2 separate regions of the Homo sapiens genome follow, and region 1 is linked to region 2. A link is a loop called in an ENCODE intact Hi-C map of the cell type or tissue named here. Cell type or tissue: heart right ventricle. All regions are shown on one strand. Links, peaks and the distances in the headings refer to the core of each region. The heading gives the core; the rest is flanking DNA. Region 1 overlaps LOC105373851 (a long non-coding RNA gene). Region 2 has its middle 36 kb from the start of CPO.

Evidence for each region. Hi-C counts contacts between places; a loop is a spot of excess contacts. Peaks named below come from ENCODE experiments on the same cell type or tissue, not always from the same donor. Only the 100,000 strongest peaks of a DNase experiment are listed, where the experiment ranks them.
Region 1: a loop joins it to region 2, with 2.4 times the contacts of the local background. A loop is called at or near these places in 18 of 110 quality-filtered maps.

The regions. Positions count from the first base shown.
Region 1 is chr2:207,347,803-207,359,217 of GRCh38, reverse strand. It overlaps LOC105373851 (a long non-coding RNA gene), which reads right to left. Exons shown (of 4, transcript XR_923809.3): 4 at 699-7,380. Among named protein-coding and RNA genes, the nearest start is that of MIR1302-4, 84 kb to the right of the region's middle. In heart right ventricle, for the core only: a CTCF peak has its summit at 6,102 (motif pointing right); no DNase peak of the experiment used is centred there.
Region 2 is chr2:206,969,743-206,981,157 of GRCh38, reverse strand. No RefSeq gene overlaps it. Among named protein-coding and RNA genes, the nearest start is that of CPO, 36 kb to the right of the region's middle. In heart right ventricle, for the core only: no CTCF peak of the experiment used is centred there; no DNase peak of the experiment used is centred there.

The sequences.
Region 1 (11,415 bases), core at 3,309-8,308, 380 kb before region 2:
TCTCGACAAAACTATCCCCAGCCAGGCTGGAGGGATCACTGAAGTTCAACAGAGATGTATGCTGAGAGAATAACCTTAAGCTGACTCTCCCTTCCTGGGTCTGGGAGGCTGCTGTTGTGCTGTTGGTGCGGTGGGAAGCATCCTCCACAGGACAGGCCCGGAAAGCTGCAGCGACACAGCATCTGGGGGCAGATCCAGTGGCCCTTTCACGGGGTGGAGCAGATGGCTGTCTGTGGGCAATGATGTGAGGGGGCTAGCCAAGGCCCTTCTTACTTCACTATTTCTGCTCATTGCGTCTTGGCTTTGCCACCTAGGGTTATGTGATGTTGGACAAATTACCAAACCTTTCTGGACCTCAGATTCTACCTTTAAATAAAATGAGGTGTATTGAGGACTACTGTCATAGTTGTAGGTTCCAGGACCCCCACAGGTACCAAAATCCATGGATGCCCACGTCCCTTATATAAAATGGTGTAGTATTTGCCTATAACCTACATGCATCCCCCTGTCTACTTTAAATCATCTTCAGATTGCTTATAATACTGAATATAATGTAAATGCTATGTAAATAGTTGTTATACAATATTGTTTTAAATTTGTAATTTTTATTGTTTTTTTTAATTTTGTTTAATTTTTTGGAATATTTTCAATCCATGGTTGAGTCTGAAGATGCAAACCCGTAGATATGAGGAGCCAACTGTAATGCCATAACTATATGAAGACTCCTGTAAACACTTCTTTCATTTTTTACTTTTTCTTTAATTCTGTTTTTTTTTTTTTTGTAACAGTTTTTTTTTTTTTCAATACGAGTACCTTGTTAAAATGTCAATAGCCCTGGGAGAGGTACATATGGACAGTTTTTCTCAAATACCCATCAAAGCACCCCTAATGGAGGAGGAAAACAAACATTGTGTCCCCCTGAGATCTAGGCAAGGAGTGGGAAGCTCATGCCTCAAACTCAAAATGTATTTGCAGTTTTAAGTTTTATTTTGAAAGTCCATGAATTTTGCGTTTTACTACAAGTTTGCGTTTTACTCTAGTTTGTAATGCTCCAAAAATAGTGCCATTTCCTCTTCTATTGGCACTCCAGGAAAATGTACCATGGGTTTTCCTGTGCTTCTTGTCCTCCTGCATGTCACCTTGTACTCCTCAGAGTCTGTAATCCCTGCTTGAGTAGAGTGAACTTACCTTATCAGCTAATGTGTTGTGTTGACAAATAAAGCTACGAGGGAAATGGGATACCCGAAGATGACTCCGGTTTTCTCTTGGGCCCATTGGGCCTGGTATTATACCCAGACTACTCTAAATCTCTGGATGGAAACCATGCTGATTTCATTTCCAGACAGAGGCAAAAAGATGATAAGAGAAGAAGTGGGTTAGAGAACTAATAGTTTTCTGATGTTCTCAGCCTCCTGAAAATTTGATTTTAGACTTGAGGTCTTCTTGGCCACGTGAAGAAGGCTGAGGGATTCCAGTCCTCTCAATGATCATCTTTACTAAATTCAATTATCCTGAGCTTATCAGAGAGGGCCAGAACTTGGGAATGGTACTTGAACCTGAAGTATCCTTTCGGGTAATATTTATAGTTTTGGGGCCCCTGAAGTTCTCAAGGACCTCTGGTTCCAAGGTATAAGCATTACTTTAAGATGGTCATGCCAAGTGAGAAGACATCATCTCATCTTCTGGGGACGTTAAATTCATGATCCTGCTGTCATGAAAAGGTACTAAGAAGTTAAACATTTATTGGAAGAGGATCTTTTTAGAGTCATCTCTCAACAAGTTCTCTTATGCTGCACAGATTGTCTCAATCATTACTAACAGATGCATCTGCAGCAAAAGACAATTTTGCAAGCCCAGGCAGAAAAGAACTCTTGCTTTTCTGAAATCTTTCCCCTGGCTCATACTAAAACTAGCCAGGACAAGAGACATAGCAAAGTTTATTAGGGACGGTTCCCTGGAGGGGAAAATAATGGGGATAATGAGACAAATATTCTTAAGGCATCCAGGGGGCTTCTGAAAGAAGCAGACTCTGGTCCACTGAAATCGCTGTTGGAGAAATGGTTTTGCTATGCACAGTTTTACACAATGTGTTCTGTTATGTTACATTCCAAATACATTTGAAATTATCTAAAGGGGTGCTAGTCACGTTTAAAAGCGCCATCGCCAGAAGTAGCCAACTGAATAACAACATAGATCACCCTTACTGATATGGATGGGGTAACACAATCGTTTCCTTTGTGGGTAAAATTCACCTGGGCCTCAGAAATGGCCAGAGTGAGCACTGCTCACGTTTGGAGCCAGAACAGACTGCAAGGATAGGGATTTAGGGGAGTCAAGAAAGGAGAGCTCTCATTTCTGCCTCAAGCCTGGTTCTCTTTAAGAAGTTAGAGTGTGGGCTTGGGGAAAATGTGCTGAGACAGCAATTCTGTTTGGGAAGTTTGGGAACTGCCCCATTGTAAAGTCCAGAGATGAAGAAAGGAACTTTCATTTATTCCAAGTGACACTGCAGGGTCTTGTTTAGCTTATGTTTCCTAGGGCACTGTTGCTAGCCATGAACACAGATCATATAATAGGAAGGTGTGGGAGAATGTTCTGTGTACCAACCAGGGAGACTTCATGTTTCTCTCCTGGCCATCTTATGGCTTTTATGCAGGCCATCTTCCTACATGCCAGGCCCTACGGGAATGTAAAGTTGAGTAAATCTGCACACATATTACATGGGAGGAGCTCCCAGTCTTTTGTAAAAGATTTATGTAGTGGCATTATATAGTGGCTAGAAGCACATATGGGGCATGATAGTGTAGTGTTTAAGCTCATAGGCTTCTAAAGTTAGACTGCCTGAGTTTATACCCTAGAATGTCTCCACTAATTAGCATCTCAAGCTCACTGAGTCTCAATTTTACCATTTGTAAAATGGGAATAGTAGTTGGACTGGCTACAGGATTTTTTTGACCATAAATGATCTGACAAATGTATAGTGCCTGATCCATAGTAAGCATTCAAAAAGTGAGGCTATTATTATTTATAGAAAATCTATAGTAGATTATTGACATTCCTGAAGGAAATGCATATAAGGAGACCTTTTGTAATCCCTTGAGAATAATGCCATAACATAGCCATGGAAGCAAAATTTTAGAAGAGGCAACTAAGCCTCAGTAAGAAATTTTGATTGTACAAACCAACCAACCTTCTTCCCTAGAAAATGCAACATTAGAGAGAGTTCTCAGCAAATGACAAATTGCTTCTTGCCATGGACTTTTGGAGTTAGATGGGTCTAGTGCAAATTAGGGCCATTAAATTCCTGAGAATGTAGAAGGTCCATAAGAGTAAAGTCATCACAGAGAAATGCAATTCGCTAGGGGAGCAACGGGGTGGGATGCACCCAACAAACTGTCTTGTGACAAACTTGGAAATTCCAGCTTTGCCTAAGTTCCTAGGTGAGAAGGTAGTTGTCTGGGGCTTCAGGAGCTGCGCTGGGGTTACGAGTTGTTGGCTGACCCAAACCTAAGGTGTATGTTGTGGGGTGGCAGGCGGGGAGAGAGAGAGAGAGGGAAGGAGAAAGTGGGAGGGAGAGAGGCAAAGTGAGTGAGCATTTTGATGGTGGGCCTGTGGACTTCTTGGTCAACAGGGAGGTAACTCATAAGGATGTCGAGCCAATTCAGACAAACTCTACTACAGATTCAATCACAGACTGTATGGAATAACTTCCTTAGCTCTTATTATTAATCTGAAAAGTTCAGATAGCCGCCTAGAGTAGGACAGTGAAGCCACATTTTTGTGAGGCTGAATTAGACCATTAGACTGTCTGGCATTCTATGATGCTCTGTAGACACTTCCCGTTCTTCTGAGAGAGGTGTTTATGCTCTGTCTGATTCTGAATGACCATAACTGGACACTTTTACATAACCCTGACATTGAAGGGTAGAGCAAGTTCAAGGCAAAGTGGAACTCCATACCCAGTTGGCCTTCAGTGAACTAGCCTACGTTTTCTGCATAATTTTCTCTCATCTACTGAGAGCTCCCTTTCTTTTAAAGGGCTTGACACCCTTTTCTATCTTCATCCTTTTCTCCATCAATCTCTGCTTCAGCAAAATATTTGATATTAGTCATTTATATTTCATGTGAATTTAAGCCAAAACATTACTTCCCCCAGAAGTAATTTTCCCTTAGCCTCAAATATGAACTCATCTTATGTCTGGCTTTGACTTGGCTCTTATGTTCGTTGAGCCATGAAAACAACTTCAGGGAGGACATTGTAGGTTTTAGTGTGGTACAACATGGGACTTTGGTAGCAGGAGTTTTGATTCACAGGTCATACTTTGTTCAAAGAAAGTTATCTGTACCAGGAGAAGAAACATGGTTGTAAGTAAATCAAGAAAGGACCTCTATACCAAACTGGATTTAAAAGCAAAGGAAGGAGAATAGGGAAAAAGATGAGGAGATGGAAGAGAAGAAGAAGAAAAAAATAAAAAACAAAAAGAGGAAGAGAAGTAGAGAAACAATGACCACTTTCTCCTGGCAACTAAGAACAAAGAGCCCAAGGGACAATGCCCAGACAAGGGCCCTGCAGAGGCTAGAGCTGACTGGTGCAGGCAGGGGCTCAGGGAATGGCACTGATTGCACGACCCCTTTCTCTTTTCCTTTGCTTTACAAATATTTGCCTTATAAAATGACTTCAAAAGCAACTACCAGTTTCCTCATTTTCTTATTTTTTTTTTCTCAAATGTTGCTCAAATCACACATATACAAATGAACAATAAGAACAACAACATGCACACACACACACACACACATACAAACACACAATTTTAGGAATTTTCTATGACTTTCCAGCCTTGTTTGATTGTTTTCCATTCTGCTCTTTACCTAGTTATTTCTCTGCTGATTGATTTATTTGAAGATTTTAAAGGTCAAAGTTTAGTTTATTATTACCTTTAAAAATGTATGTTAAAAAATAGAACAAAGAATATCCTGAAGAACTAGCTAGGTGCTGTGCAAAGCCCAGAAGTTGTTCCAATTTCTACTTACAGGATTTAAAATCTTGCTTTTGAACAGAGATAAAAACTAGAGGGAGAAAAGGAGAAAAGAACACCATCAAAGCAAAGAAAAAGGAGGCTGAACTGTCCAAAAGTGTCGTGTTAGCTTTTTTTTTCAATAGATTAAAATAATCCAAATAACCTCTGAAACACAGCAACTTTATATATAGGGTGTGTTGAAAATGATGTATCAGCTTATAACTGTTTTTCTTAAAAAATTGCTCTTTTTGTATGTATAATGTCAAACCAATGATATTGTTGATGAGTGGGAATGTGTAGCTTGAGGAAACTTGGTACCTGAGTTACAGGTTAAAATGTAAAACTTTATGAAATAATGGCTTGTATGAAATAATGGCCTGATTTAGATTAGGCTATTGTGGCAAAAAGATCCCTGTAATATAAATCACAGTTTCCAATCAAGCTGTCCAATGAATGATTTCACTTTCTGCTGTGTGCCACTGCTTGAAGGGCAGAAAGAATTGGGGTTTCTCCCTGAAAAATGTGGGTCCCCAGGGATCTCTCTGTCTGCCACTCTCTCATGCTATATTAGTGGTAGCTTCTCTTCTTCTCAGCACTAGAATCCAACACGTCTTTTTAAAAAAAGACGTATGACTATATTTTGTTAGAGACTGTGGGAATGAAAACTGTATAACAACACTAGTCATGTGTTGCATGTTTCATATGCTCCAAGCACAGTACCCGGAGCTGTACATTCATACTTCGTTATCCCCGAACCTCACAAGTCAGCCAGCTTCTTTAGCGGTGCTTCCAATCCGTGGAAGAGAAAGCCTTCCTGTTTAGGCTCCAGGCTCATCTTTTTTCCTATTAGCAAGGTCCTTTCTATACATTGGTGAAGGCATTCACTCATGGTCAAGCTGACAGTGGGGTTGGTAGTGTGGGAGACAGGGACTTTAACAACCTCGGAGCCTCAGAGTGTTAGAATCCTGCAAGCAGGATTGGTGTTAGCCCTCAGAGTGTTAGACTTCTGCAAGCAGAGGCAGGAAGCAGATCTGGGTCATGTGACTGCCTCCCCAAACAATGCAATCCACCTGCAGATGGTGCTGGGCAGTTTCTGTCTTAAAGTTGAGCCCTACTCTCTTATGTTTGAGCTCTCTGTCTGAAGAACAGATGGAGAACATCAAAGTTTTTCTGTTTTTGCCATGTCGTGATGTGACTTGTGTTTGAATATCCTCACTCACTTTTTCGTCCTGGGCCGTGTGCCACTCGCTGGCCCCTTATAAGTAGAACTTTAAGGTGGTGCCTGGAATGATTGTGGGTTTTTAGTTTGAAATTCAGTGGCCTGTATTTGAACCTCAGCTTAACCACTTATCAATCACATGACTCTGTGCAGCTCACTTCTGTGAGTCTCAGGAGCCTCCTTCGAAAAATGAGGATTAAACAAGGCATATAACATTATGCAAAACACTTAGTGTAAGGCCGGGCACAGTGGCTCATGCCTGTCATCCCAGCACTTTGGGAGGCTGAGGCAGGTGGATCACCTTAGGTCAGGAGTTTTAGACCATCCTGGCCAACATAGTGAAACCCGGTCTCTACTAAAAACACAAAAAGTAGCTGGGCATGGTGGTACACGCCTGTAATCCCAGCTACTTGGGTGGCTGAGGCAGGAGAATCGCTTGAACCTGGGAGGAGGTTGCAGTGATCCAAGATCTCACCACTGCACTCCAGCCTGGGTGACACAGTGAGACTCTGTCTCAAAAACAAAACAAAACAAAACAACACTTAGTGTAGTGCCTGGCACTTAGTAAGCATTCGGGAAAAGTTACTCATAATTGTTATTCTGATCATTAGCCTGAGAGCCTGTATGTAGCCTGTGGTACATGGGCTACATGCTTTTGAATGCAGATTGCTAGCTTTGTCAATCATGTAGGAAATATGCTGTGTAAGGAATATTTTCCTTTTGTAGCCACACAGATGTGACAGTCTTGCCCTTTGTTTATCTTTTCTTTCTTATACTATTTAAGGCTCTCTTAAGGTATAAGCTATTAGGCAGTTATACACACACACACACACACACACACACACACACACACACGAATAAATAAATGAGGTTGGGCATGGTGGCTCACACCTGTAATCCCAGCACTTTGGGAGGCTGAGGCAGGCAGATCACTTGAGGCCAGGAGTTCAAGACCAGCCTGGCCAACATGGCAAAACCCCATCTGTACTACAAATACAAAAATTAGCTGGGCATGAAAGAGCGTACCTATAATCCCAGCTACTCGGGAGGCTGAAGCACGAGAATTGCTTGAACCCAGGAGGTGGAGGTTCCAGTGAGCCAAGATCACGCCACTGCATTCCAGCCTGGATGTAAGTGAAACTCCATCTTAAAGAAAAAACAACCACAACAAAGACAAACAAACAAATGCCAAATAAATTAGTAAAATAAATGTAAATATACAATAAAATGTTATATATTTATAGTAAATATATAAAACTGCTATCATACTTACATTAGAATATGATGTTTTATGAAGCATATCCATTGTTTTTTGATCTCATCAAACATACTACAGAAATTATAGGTTGATTAGTATCTTTCTTTGGGCACAAAAGTGGTAAACAGTGTGGCACTGGGGCCTTGAAAATGTTACCCCAAAGTACTTGGAACTGCAGGAGATTGGGAGGGCCTCAGAAATAAGAAGGTCACTGTGACCTTACCCTGCCTTTCTGTGTGAAGCATGGTCATAAAAGAATTCTCCAACCTACCTTGCTTGAAAGTAGGACATAAGGCTCTCATCCCAGGGTGACGTGCCCCATACTCAGGGAGAAGGTATGCTACATAGAGGCCAAGAAGAATCTGAGCAAACAGGCCTTCCTAGGTTCCCTTCTCAGTTGATTACCAGTAGGTCAGATCTTTCTAACCATGTTTCTCCATAACTATTTACTTCTTTCATCAGACTTAGCATACAAGTACAAAATTTTCCTGGGTCTTCAGGTCTTCATTTCTGAAGGCTCCTGTGTCAAGTAAAACTTTGCTAAATAAATTTGTTGTGCTTTTTTCATGCTAACTTGTCTTCTGTCATAGGACTGTTGGCCATGACTCTTGTGATGGGTGAGGAAAAGGTGTTACCCTTTCTTCCTTACAGTGGTAAAGTGAGTAATTTGCATTTAGAAGCATGCCATATACCATGCTACATATGTGTGTGTGTGTATTTATATGTGTATATATATATTTGGTCACGTTAAATCAAGAAACTTAAAAAGTAATTTAGTCTAAACTGTCTTAGACAGAAATAAGTTGACTATTCATTTTTGGTGTCATGAACATTGCAGAAAACCTAGTACTAGTTAATGTGGTTAATACAATTATTTCTGAGATTCTCCCATGTCTAGAGGAGTGGCTTCCTCCTGAAAATTTGCCATTTTGTCATCTGAGTGCTTTGATTCAGTCAATTGTGAGAACTTTGTCTTTTGATAAAGCAATTTAAACATGGATTTGTTATATGGAAAGAAGAACTTTCTCTAAATTCTCTTCCTGAGGAAGTTGATCCTTTGAACATGGTATTATTTTTCCCTCAAAGGATTATTTCCTAAATAAGGAAACTTAGTTTTCCATAAAGAACCTCTAAATTTGTTGAAAACTGTTTTTTTATTATTATTATACTTTAAGTTCTGGGATACATGTGCAGAATGTGCAGGTTTGTTACATAGGTATGCATGTGCCATGGTGGTTGGCTGCACCCATCAACCTGTCATCTACATTAGGTAATTCTCCTAATGGTATCCCTCCCCTTGCCCCCAACCTGCTGACAGGCCCCAGTGTGTGATGTTCCCCTCCCTGTGCCCATATGTTCTTATTGTTCAACTCCCACTTATGAGTGAGAACATGCGGTGTTTGGTTTTCTGTTTCTGTGTTAGTTTGCTGAGAATGATGGTTTCCAGCTTCATCCATGTCCCTGCAAAGGACACAAACTTATCCTTTTTTATAGCTGCATAATATTCCATGGTATATATGTGCCACATTTTCTTTATCCAGTCTATCACTGCTGGGCATTTGGGTTGGTTCCAAGTCTTTGCTATTGTGAATAGTGCTGCAATAAACATATGTGTGCATATGTCTTTATAGTAGAATGATTTATAATCCTTTGGGTATATAGTCAGTAATGGGATTGCTGGGTCAAATGGTATTTCTAGTTCTAGATCTAGATCCTTGAGGAATCGCCACACTGTCTTCCACAATGGTTGAACTAATTTACACTCCCACCAACGGTGTAAAAGCGTTCCTATTTCTCCACATCCTCTCCAGCATCTGTTGCTTCCTGACTTTTTAATGATCGCCATTCTAACTGGTGTGAGATGGTATCTCATTGTGGTTTTGGTTTGCATTTCTCTGATGACCAGTGATGATGAGCTTTTCTTCATATGTTTGTTGGCCGCATAAATGTCTTCTTTTGGAAAGTGTCTGTTCATATCCTTTGCCTGCTTTTTGATGGAGTTGTTTGTTTTTTTCTTGTAAATTTGTTTAAGTTCCTTGTAGCCCTTTGTCAGATGGATGGCTTGCAAAAATTTTCTCCCATTCTGTAGGTTGCCTGTTCACTCTGAACAGCTGTGCAGAAGCTCTTTAGTTCGATTAAATCCCATTTGTCAATTTTGGCTTTTGTTGCCATTGCTTTTGGTGTTTTAGACATGAAGTCCTTGCCCATGCCTATGCTCTGAATGGTATTGCCTAGGTTTTCTTGTAGGATTTTTATGGTTTTAGGTCTTATGTTTAAATCTTTAATCCATCTTGAGTTAATTTTTGTATAAGGTAAAAAGAAGGGGTCCAATTTCAGTTTTCTGCATATGACTAGCCAGTTTTCCTAACACCGTTTATTAAATAGGGAATCCTTTCCCCATTGCTTGTTTTTGTCAGGTTCGTCAAAGATCAGATGGTTGTACATGTGTGGTGTTATTTCTGAGGCCTCTGTTCTGTTCCATTGGTCTATATATCTATTTTGATACTAGGACCAAGCTGTTTTGGTTACTGTAGGCTTGTAATATAGTTTGAAGCCAGGTAGTGTGATGTTTCCAGCTTTATTCTTTTTGCTTAGGATTGTCTTGGCTATATGGGCTCTTTTTCGGTTCCATATGAAATTTAAGGTAGTCTTTTCTAATTCTGTGAAGAAAGTTAATAGTAGCTTGATGGGAATAGCATTGAATCTATAAATTACTTTGGGCAGTATGGCCATTTTCATATTATTGATTCTTCCTATCCATGAGCATGGAATGTTTCTCCATTTGTTTGTGCCCTCTCTTATTTTTTTGAGCAGTGGTTTGTAGTTCTCCTTGAAGAGGTCCTTCACATCCCGTATAAGTTGTATTCCTAGGTATTTTATTCTCTTTGTAGCAATTGTGAATGGGAGTTCACTCATGATTTGGCTGTCCATTTGTCTATTATTGGTGTATAGGAATGCTTGTGATTTTTGCACATTAATTTTGTATCCTGAGACTTTGCTGAAGTTGCTTATCAGCTTAAGGAGTTTTGGGGCTGAGATGATGGGTTTTCTAAATATAAATCATGTCATTTGCAAACAGAGACAATTTGACTTTCTCTCTTCCTATTTGAATACCCTTTATTTCTTTCTCTTGCCTGATTGCCTGGCCAGAACTTCCAATACTATGTTGAATAGGAGTGGTGAGAGAGGACAACCTTGTCTTGTGCTGCTTTTCAAAAGGTTCCAGCTTTTGCCCATTCAGTATGATATTGGCTGTGGGTTTGTCATAAATAGCTCTTATTATTTTGAGATTAATTCCATCAAGACCTAGTTTATTGAGTGTTTTTAGGAGGTGTTGAATTTTATCAAAGGCTTTTCTGCATCTATTGAGATAATCATGTGGTTTTTGTCATTGGTTCTGTTTATATGATGGATTACATTTATTGGTTTGCATATGTTGAACCATCCTTGCATCCCAGGGATGAAGCCGGCTTGATCGTGGTGGATTAATGTGCTGCTGGATTCAGTTTGCCATTATTTTATCGAGGATTTTCGCGTTGATGTTCATCAAGGATATTGGCCTGAAATTTTCTTTTTTTTGTGTGTGTCTCTGCCAGGTTTCAGTATCAGGATGATGCTGGCCTCATAAAATGTGTTAGGGAGGCTTCCTCCTTTTTCTACTGTTTGGAATAGTTTTAAAAGGAATGGTACCAGCTCCTGTTTGTACCTCTGGTAGAATTTGGCTATGAATCTGTCTGGTCCTGGGCTTTCTTTGGTTGGTAGGCTATTAATTATTGCCTCAATTTTAGAACTTGTTATTGATCTATTCAGGGATTCGACTTCTTCCTGGTTTAGTCTTGGGACAGTGTATGTGTCCAGCAATTTATCCATTTCTTCTAGATTGTACAGTTTATTTGCATAGAGGTGTTTATAGTATTCTCTGA
Region 2 (11,415 bases), core at 3,605-8,604:
GCTCAAGGTCATTGCCAAGGTCTGATGGCAAAAATTCAAAAAATTGCAACCTCAGGCATAAATGGGTTAAGGACTGGACCAAGGACTTGGAGCAGAAGTCACATGCACAGGCAGAGTGTTGGAGTGGAGGAAGCCCTGAGTTCTTCGGCCCTATTGCTATGTGGTGATTGTTTGAGATTCCACCTTACCAGCATGTTGAGATGTCTAATGAGATATTTTCAGAAAACACCAAAGACACAGAAAAGCACCTATAGGTTTCCATTTAGACTCACAGCAAATGAAGACCAGCACACACAACTGTGTCTTCGAAGCAACCCTGCTGACTAGAGGAGGCTAGCTGTCAGGTTTTGGCTAGAAAAGCAAAAATACATCTGGGGAGATATCAGTCCCATCATCATGAAAAATAATGGGATAACATTTCTCTATCAACAGCTTTCCTTTAAAATAACAAAAATATGATTATCAGGCAAATAAGAACATATTCTCATTAATTGAATTGATTGATTTCAGTTAATTACCTGAATTGCTTAAATTCAACTAGTATCCCTCTGAGTCAGCAGTTCTTATCTTTTGAAAGGGGGGTTACAGACTCTTTGAAAAATATTTTTAAAATGTGAAAATGTCTGTATGCTTCTTCCAGAAAAATGTATACACATTTTTTCTATTATTTAATAATATCTGTGAAACCCCATCACCACTGCCAAAGTGATCTTAACAGCACTTAATTAAAAATGCCTCTTGTAGCTAGTTTTCTTTGCAAGCCTGGGTTCAAGTTTTGGGCATCCTGGTTAATTTGGGGAGAAAGGAGGGGCCACAGGAATATTTGCAATAAGCAGATCCCTGGGTTGGGCACCTACAAGAAATGGCCAAGGATATTTCCACTTCTCTTCTGTTCCCTGGCCTCACACTGAAAGTAGATTTAAACGTTCATCTTTTGAAAATCCTGGACCTTCAGAGACACACATCTGAAAAGCTCAGATAACACCTTGCTTCAGCTCAGCTCCGGGAAAACAAAGCTGAATCAGGGTTCTGCCATAGCACCTGTTTGGACATGCTCTCTGTATTTAGCCCTAGAGAAAAACCCTAATGAAAGTGATTTGGGAACATAGGCTTTCTTGTGGCAGGAGCATCAGACACCACATTTTCTGACAGTATCATTAGTATTAATAGTCTTAACTCCTAATATTTACTAAGCTCTTACATTGTGATTAGAGTAGGTGGTCTAGGGTGGACAAGTCACTCTGTCATGGAAAATCATCATTCAAAGCACTTTACAAACGTTAACCTACCTAATCTCCCCAACAGCAGTGTAAGGTAGGTCCTCTTATCCACAGTTTATCAATGAGGCAGTTGAGACACAAACATGTTCTGCGACTTGCCCAGGTACACAGCCATGAAGTGACTGGGCGGAGCTTTACCTGGGCAATATGGCTTCAGAGTTTTTGATGTTAACGCTTCCCTAGAGTGTCTCTCACTTACCTGAATCCTGGGAATGGTTCATGAAAATAGATTCCTGAAGATTTTGTGTAAGGGCACAGAGGCATGGTTGCTACAATTAAGCAGACACAGTGAGTAGAATGGACTTTGGCTTTGCTCTGGGGAATCCTGAACCTAATTTTGAATGTATGCCCAGCACATAGTTGAGAAATAAATGATTTTACCTTCTTTTTGAGAATATGACACTTAGAATCTGCTAGGGTGAACTCTGAGACTTGTAGAAAGGCCCTGTGCTTTTTCTGGGTTAGGGGGAAGCTGTTGCTTTTTTTTTTTTCTTGAGATGGAGGTTCGCTCTTGTTGCCCAAGCTGGAGTGCAATGGTGCAATCTCGGCTCACTGCAACCTCTGCCTCCCAGGTTCAAGCGATTCTCCTGCCTCAGCCTCCCAAGTAGCTGGGATTACAGGCACTTGCCACCACGCCCGGCTAGTTTTTTGTATTTTTAGTAGAAACAGGATTTCACCATGTTAGCCAGTCTGGTCTCGAACTCCTGACCTCAGGCGATCCACCCACCTTGGCCTCCCAAAGTGTTGGGATTACAGGCGTGAGCCACCGCACCCAGCCAGTTGTTGCTTTTTAACTGACCAGTGTCTACTCACTCTTCTTCCAACATAAGCGGCCTGATTTTATTTCCTATCTCAACCTACGTGGTTTGGGAAGCTGGTCTATGAGTGAACATGTGACCTGGGCTGGGACAACAGCATATTCCAACTTCTTGACTCATGGAGGCCCATTCAGTCCCTCTTTGGGAATTGTACTGGAATCACTACAAAAGAGAAACACTTTTTTTCCAGGGTTGTGGAGAGGATAGGATCCAGGACTAGAGCTGCAGGGGATGGGCGGAAGGACAATAAGAGCAGGGGTTGCATTTTGCTCTCACATGGAAAGAGCCTGCTTCAATAAAACCAACAGAAAAAGATCTGATGCAAAATTAAAATAGGGAAACTCATTAAACTCTGATAACATCTTTGGAATCTCTGGATTCTTTTATTCTTGAACTCCCTTCAGATCTTTTAGTTATATGAACCAATGAATTTGGGAACAGGAGCTAACATCAGATGCTTGACTTTCTGAGAAGTAAAGAGCCAGAGACATCCAGGTTATTTCTTTTTTTTTTTTTTTTTTTTTTTGAGACAGAGTCTGGCTCTGTTGCCCAGGCTGGAGTGCAGTGGTGCAATCTTGGCTCACTGCAAGCGCTGCCTCCCAGGTTCACGCCATTCTCCTTCCTCAGTCTCCTGTATAGCTGGGACTACAGGCGCCCACCACCACGCCCAGCTAATTTTTTGTATTTTTAGTAGCGATGGGGTTTCACCGTGTTAGCCAGGATGGTCTCGATCTCCTGACCTCGTGATCTGCCCGCCTCGGCCTCCCAAAGTGCTGAGATTACAGGCGTGAGCCACCGCGCCTGGCTGGTTGTTTCTTGACTATGATTTAATTCCAGCCTCTTCCCCACTCTGAGGGAGGGCATGTTCAGGTTTAGCCCCTTCTCCATTGCTTCTGCTGCAAACCCCTGATTCTCAACACTCCTCCCCAACTACCGCATCCTGCCTCATAAAAGATGCTGAGATTATTTTTAATTACAAATGTAAAATTAACTGGTATGTCCATGGCTATTATCAGGATCTCAAATTGAAGATTGTGTCTTGTACAGAGTGCAGATCATTTAAGCAATCAGACTACTTCCAAGTTTTTCTCACATTCTAAGAAAACTAATGAACCCTTCCCTAGCCCGCTCCTATGCCCGCCCCACAGAGGTTGAGTTAATGGCTCTTCTCCGCTAGTTGCTTGCACGTGCTCTTCATTTTAGTACTTACCATTTTGTGAGGTGTTTGTTTACTTTTCTGCATTTTGAACTAGACTCTAAGATCCTTAAGGGCAGAAACTTTTGTCTTTCTTTTGTATTTTACTTCTTTTTATTCGAAAACTAAATCAAGATACCTCTGCTTACCTAGTGGCAACTTTTCCTAATTATGAGCCAAATGCTCTATTGCGTTCCCCAGAGAAACAGCATCAACATTGCCTGGGAACTTGTTAGATATGAAGATTCTCCACATTCCCGCCTTCTGTCCCACTGCTGAATCAGAAACTCTGATGGGGAGATGGAACCCACCAGCTCAGGTTTTAACAAGCCTTCCAGATGATTTTGATGCCCACTAACAGTGGAGAATCACTACTCTAGCTTCTTGCCACTTGATGTGCAGTAGTCTGAGGACCAGCAATATCAGCATCACCTGGGAGCTTGTTAAACATGCAGACTCTCATGCTCTACCACTGATCTATTGATATGGACAAGAATCTGTGTTTTAACAAACTTTCCAGGTGATGTCTGCACTCTAAAGCTGTGCTACCTAAATTTTCAAGAGCATCAAATTACCTAGGGATTTTGTTAAATGCAAGTTCTGATGTTGAAAAATTTGATTTTTGAGCAAGCTTTCATCTAAAACTAATGCCACTGGCCCTGGACCACAATTTGAGTAGTAAGTGCTTCAGGTCTGCAGGGAAATTGGGGGACAGGTAGTATCTTTAGACCCATTACCCAGCCTTCCCAAATCAGAGCAGTTCTGTTTTTATCTGACTTATATTTTATGCTTCAAGGTAAATTTTTATTTGAAATAAGAATTCTCCTGCACAACAAATCTTTGAAGCAACAGCCTTTGAGAAAATAGTCAACCTTTAAAGTGATAGACTTGCAAACCTAATTATAAAGGAAATGCCATAGGGTGAATTAGCGTATGTCTAAGAGGAAACTGATGGAGATTATAGTTTTTAATTTTTTAAAAGCTTTTTCAAGTTTCCATATTGAATGAGGTTTGAAATATGAGCTTGAAATGAAGGTTGCATGTGACTCAACACCTGACTATAAGATTGAAAACTAACCCTGAATTTCAACTGACACCTCAGCGTGACAATTCTGCATTTCCTATTTCCTATCTGAAAACACATGGCTCCTCATTTTTCCATTCTGCTTCCCTTCTGGCTTCTGTAGGTCTATAAGTCAATTTTCAGCATTATTATACTTTCTCAGGGATGAAACAAAGATGATTGAAGACAAGTTCTCATGATCTTATAATACTTGAATCCTTCTGAATAACCTCTCTGATTTCTGTCCCTTTGTGGGGAAAGAATGGAAATTTCTGTGGCCACCAACTCAACTTAGTTGTTATTCAATTCATGTGTGTATGAAACCACCTTGGCAAAAATCATAATAGTGAGAAAATTATGGCAGTGAAAGGGGTTTCATCTAACTAACTCCATCTTGCCTTTAACTTCCAAAATGCCCTTGGTCATTCCTGGGCCAAGCTAACTTTGGGAAAAATTTAGTTTATAGTTTAAATGATAATAGCCCTTCCCCAACTAAACCACCTTTGTAAAACTAATGGAAGGCCACCATATTAGGAGTATGAGGGGCCTGATTTATGCTAAGATGTAGGCCTTAGATTACCAGCCATTATTTTGAAGGTCGTAAGGTTTTCAACTTCCCCAATTACTTCTGTAAATAACACCTCTATTGTAAAACTTAAGATTGGCCCTTCGAGATGTCTTTTCAGGCTTTTGCATTTCTGATGATGCCTCACCTGGACTAGTGACTCCTCTGTGGCCCCCACCCAGAAGTAGACTCAGCACGTGGGGGCCATTTTCCATACCCCTATGATTGCATGCCCAACCAATCAGCATTCCCCTTGTCCTAGCCTCCTGCCTCCCAAACTATCCTTGAAAAACTCTAGCCTCCAAATTTTCAGGGTGGCTGCTTTGAGTAATAATAAAACTCCCATTTCCCGTTTAGCCAGCTCTATGTATATTAAGCTCTTTCTCTATTGTAATTCCCCTGTCTTGGTAAAGGAGCTCTATCTAGGCAGGGGGCAAAATGAACCCATTGGGTGGTTACATGCCCAGCATAATATTTTCTGAACTGTTTTTCCTGACTTCTTCCCTCTAATTATTTCACCTTAGATCATCCTTCCAGAGTAATCCTTACTCTTTACTCCCTCTGCCTCTTTACTGCTTTACTACTTCTGCTAGTACTCACCACAGCCTATAGGGAGAATGTTTAGACTCTGGTCTGGCATTCAGGCTCTTCAACCACCTGATCCTAACCTGACTTTACACCTCACCTTCTCAAGATCCTCTATCTAGTCAACTGGGTTTTTGTGGGTTCAAACTCATAATGGGAAGACACATTACTCTTTGCCTCCTTTGTGTCTCTGTGGTTGCTTTTGCACCATCTATGTAAATAAAAAGGACACTGTTCATCTTTTATTGGAAGCATCATTTTGGAGCTGACTTTCAAAAATGTTTTTCTTTTTCTTAAATCCTCAGCAAAAACATAATAAGAGCTCTGTAGGAAAGGAACATGTTGGCAGGATAAGACTTAATACACTCAGCATTAAAGCTCTTTGGAGCTTTATTTTTTAATTATTTTAAATGAATAAATCCTGAGACAGAAATAAAAGTCCTTTTTCAGAGTAGCTGAGAAAAGACTATGCAGTCTTGATTACAGTAGAGTGGAAAACTATAATAAGTGGCTATTATTTTCTCATAAAGTCTTATCATAACACCAAATACTTTAAAATTTACAAGTCCATAAAGACTAATCTTTTTTTTACTGTGCCTTCAACAAGAGGTTCAACTAAAAATATATGTTATGCTGAAATGAAAGTCTTATCTGGAAGAAGACTTCATATTCTAGAATGAGAAAATATTCAAAATAGATTCATACAACATTTGTAATCTCCAGGCATATTCTGAATATTGAATAATAGTAATACTTGTATTAAAGGTTATTTTAGGAAATTAAAAACTTATGATGTTTTGGTAATAATTCTAAAACACTGACAATTACATTGGGTTCCCTAGAGGCAGGTCCAGATGTGAGGAGTCATGCATAAGTGATTTATTAAGGAGGTACTCCCAAAATAAACTAGTACGGGAGTGAGGAAGCAAGACAAAGAAAGGGAGGAAGCCAAGCAAGGGTGCAACCTCAAGGCAAGTTCTTTGGAGAGTAAGTTTAACCTTATCCCACACTATCTCTGGAAATAGTTACACTTCCCACTGCAAGAGAACTGGGCTTTCACACCCCTGGACTCATCCGTTACCCTCTAAGCAGAGACTGGGGGTTTCTGGTGGTGGATGTATTAAATCAAGTTTAGCCTAAAGCTGCTTTCTTACATATTTTAAGTTCATCCTAAAGGTTTCTTTGTACATAGTGAGCCATAACCTAAATGGAGGTATAAACAGACTGTAACCTACTCTTGTGCCAATCACAGAGTTTTGGCCAATCAAAGGGGGCCAACTGTTCAAACTGTGTTCAAATAAGGCAAAGGACATGCTGTAACCAATCTGACTGTTTCTGTACCTCACTTTGGGTTTTCTATATGTCACTTTCCTTTTTCTGTCTATAAATCTTTTTCCACTATGTGACTTTGCCAGAGTCTCTCTGAGCCTACTCTAGCTCAGGAGTCTGCCTGATTCGTGAATCATTCCTTGCTCACTTAAAATCTGTTAACTTTAATCTGACTAAAGATTTTCTTCTAACAGGTGTCACTGTCACACACTTCTAACTCCCTGTAGCTGCAGGCAAAGTACATGCAGTAGCTCAAGGGTAGCCACTGGAAAAAGTCATGAGTATGAGCCATTGGAGGCAAAAACACGTCAAAGATGGAGAGCGATGCAGGAGAAGTTACCTGAAGGAGTTTTGGCAAAGCACTGGCAGTATCCATTAGAGAGTACTTCTGACATCCTAAAACTGGAAAATCCCTATTCCAATAAAATTAATCAATCATTAAGAACAGTGTTATCAGCCGGGTGCAGTGGCTCACGCCTGTAATCCCAGCACTTTGGGAGGCTGAGGTAGGAGGATTGCTTGAGGCCAGGAGTTCAAGACCAGCCTGGGCAACATAGCTGTCTCTACAAAAAAATAAAAAATTAGCCACATGTGGTGGTGTGCACCTACAGTCACAGCTACTCAGGAGGCTGAGGATGGAGGATCACTTGAGCCCAAGGGTTTGAGGCTGCAGCGGGCTATGATTGTGCTACTGCACTCTAGCCTGGGGCAATAGAGTGAGATCCTGTCTCTAAAAACAAACAAACAAACAAACGTGTGCCCGTGGGTGGGCATATTCTTAACCTCTCTGTCTCAGTTTCTTCATCAAATAAATAAAATATCTAACTCAAGATTCTTATGAGTATTGTCAGAGGTGTGTGAACCAGAGCAACTCCATCTTGAATAGGGTCTGAGTAAAATAAGGCTGAGACCTACTGGGCTGCATTCCCAGAAGGTTAAGGCATTCTAAGTCACAGGATGAGATAGGAGGTCTGCACAAGGTACAGGTCATAAAGACCTTGCTAATAAAACAGGTTGCAATAAAGAAGCTAGCCAAAACCCACCAAAACCAAGATGGCGACGAGAGTGACCGCTGGTCGTCCTCACTGCTATACTCCCACCAGCACCATGACAGTTTACAAATGCCATAGCAACATCAGGAAGGTACCCTACATGGTCTAAAAAGGGGAGGCATGAATAATCCACCCCTTGTTTAGCATATCATCAAGAAATAACCATAAAAATGGGCAACCAGCAGTCTTTGGGGCTGCTCTGTCTATGGAGTAGCCATTCTTTTGTTCCTTCACTTTCTTAATAAACTTGCTTTCACTTTACTCTATGGACTTGCCCTAAATTCTTTCTTGCGTGAGATCCAGGAACCCTCTCTTGGGGTCTGGATTGGGACTTTCTGGTAACATCTTCACACAAGATAATACACATAAAATATTTCAATCGCTGCACATCATAAAATAAATTAATAATTATTAATAGTTTTTTTTTAAACTCTGTATTTAGTACTGCAATTTTATGTTCTTGGGCAGTGGGCTTCTCTTAGTGACATAATAAATTTATACCAGATTCAAATGATATACATAAGATATGAATAATACTGGGGTGGTGTAAAGAATATATTTTTAATAACATATCAGGAGACTGATAAACTGCATAAGGAAGAGAAATAGGAGCTTGGTCATACATAGTGAAAACAAAAATATAACTCACTTTGACAGTGCTGTAAAAAAAAAAAAAACCCTAGAGCTAGAAGCTTGTATATCACCTGCATTTATTATTTTGCATCATTTTAAACTCTAAATTCACCTGTAAGTCAAGAAGATCTAGATCCTTTGTAGGAATAGTTATGGAAAAAGCACTGATAGAGTTTGGTGGAAAGACAGAAATAGTAACAGAAAAGGCAGAATAGTCAAACTTCCTAAAAATAAAAAAGGAGGCATTATAAACATACTTTGATTAGCACTGAGAGAATCTTAAATTGAACCATGTAAAATCACCAATACTTGAATTTTGTTGACCCACAAAAGCAGCAATTTCATAGGATTCAAACTGGCACATAAAACCTACTGGGAGACAGTCCTTTAGAACCTCTTTTTCTCCTGCACATCTTCCTAGCTGGGCCAAGGATGCAAGGCCCTGACCACTTTTACCTGGGCCATTTCTCAGTTTTATTTGCAGTAAGCAAGCAACCTTGAGTGATGGGGACATGTCTTCTTCTGGGATAAGATCAGGCTTGCTTATTGCTTGCTGTAGAAGCAGTGAATTCCAAAGTTTAGTGTTTCTCTCGGTTGCACAACTCGCTGCATGTGCACGTGGCATCTGGGCTCTTTGCATCATCCTCTTGGTGCTTGGGAGAAGGAGGAATCCCTGTAAATATGCTGATGCTCATGCTGCTTCATGTGCTTTGGGAAATAGTGTCCTTTGACTCTGACTGGGAGTTTCTTGCCTTCTACTAACATACATGAAGCATTAACAAACTAACTTCTTAGCTTTAAAGTAGGATGAAATCAAATCCCAGACCTAACCAAACTACAAACAGGATACTCTCAAGAATGCATTAGTAGCATCAGCTGTGAAGTTTTCCCAGCCAAATATCATTTTCCACCACGAAGCTGAAAACATTCTTAGAAAGATCAGTGTGGTCATTCACCATCTTTCTATCCCTGTTCTTAGGATTCTTTCACAGGAAGTAAAAAAACTTCCAGAAGCAGTAAAAAATGTGTCATGTGTCCCAGTATCCTATTCCCCCAGAGACAGGCGAAGCCCCTCAAGGAAGCTATGATCACATCCTGAAATCTGGAAAAATCCATGTGGGAGGTTTCAGGCAAGCTGATTGATTAACTGAGTTTCTCTCTATTCTCTTCTGACTTTATTTGCCCATGAGCTCCATCTCTAGACATGAATTAAACTTTGTAGATCAGAGCTCCCATAGTACTCAGAGGTCTGAATTATTTTTAAAATAGCCTTGGAGATAAAACCCAAGCTAGATGAACACTGATAACCAGTGTCTCTAAGCACAGCTCCCCTGCTTTCTTCTTGAATATAGCATTGGGTGGTCACACTAGTTTTCTTCCCTTCTAGCCTGACCGTTGATGAAACCAAACCATTTCCTCCTGACAATACCACAATTGTGGAGTTGGCATTTTTATGTTAATAGCAGTTCCCTGATTCATTAAACCCTATTGCCTCTGACATTTTCCTTTCTGACCCTTATCAGCCACACACTAGCAAAACATGAAGAAATAAAGACGACAAAGAAAGGCAATAAAAGGGTTACAACCAAGAAGTGTATTGTGACTGTGACCAACAAGGAAATTTGGCAATGGGTGACTGAACACCCAAGGATGCCCTGTCAGCTGGTCACAACTACATTTATTCGAAGCCTGACAACTGCTTAGCACCATTTCAAGGTGTCACATAGAGATACATAGGAAATGACAGTCATGGCTGCTACTTTAACAGCACTCACAGTTTAATAGATGAGATAGCACAATTAAATGCCTAGATATCCGTACACGTACAATGTGGGCCTTCCTCTCCTCTCTACTGACTTTTCATAGTATGTGTCACAAACCGCAATATTTAGTTTCTTTATTTGTGTTCTTGCTTATTGTACTCCCCTAGAGCTGGGATTCACCTGGTATGAAACAGCATGTCCATTCCAATTATTTATGGCTTCTAGTCCTGATTTCACCCACTGGAATATAAATTTCAAATAGACGGGGACTATGTCTATCTTATTCACCATTGTAACCCCAGAACCTATCAAAATGCACCTAGTAGATCCTTAATTTTTTTAATGAATAAATAAGTAAATAAAACCAGCAACAGTCATCAAGAGAGATTGTATAACTTATCCTCTGAATGCTGCTACTAACTCATTAACACAAAATTAAGAAAGCAAGACCCTGGTTCAAAAGTATAAGCAAAATTTTTGAAGAATACAGATGAGAAAAAATCCCCAGACCCCCAGGCAGAAGACCTATTCCTACTTCATTTTCCTTAGTGAATGTTGAGATCATAAATCACAAAAATTAGTAGAACACAAAAGGCCCTATCAGAATCTCATTGTGTGACTTTTAGTTAGATTTCAAGAGCAGTGGGGTTCCACTGGAACTCACAGGCTTCTCCACGTTTAAAGCTGAATAGGATAATAGCCATCTAGTTGAGTTGCCTCGAATTGTAGCTGAGCTACCGACTATGAAGCTAAGCCAGTGAAGCTCAAGGGTGTGATATAAACACCAGATAGAGTCATTTCACTGATGGCCCCAATTCTTCACTCACCACCTTCTGTTCTGCTCCACCCCTTGATGCAGAGCTCAGCCATGTGACTTCCTTTGGCAAATGGGATGTTAGCAAATAGGATGCAAGCAGAGGTTTGAAAAGCACCCGCACATTGAGACTTGCTCTGCTGCTTTTGCTCCTTCACCATGGCCATGAGTGCATAGTACTAATGTGCTGGACGAGAAGATACATGGAGCACAGCCCCCGTTCCTCATTGCAGCTGAGGCTATCCTATACTAGCCTACAGTAGCCAACCCCCAGAGTGAGTTCATCCGAGATCTACCAGCTGCCCTGAAACTGACCAT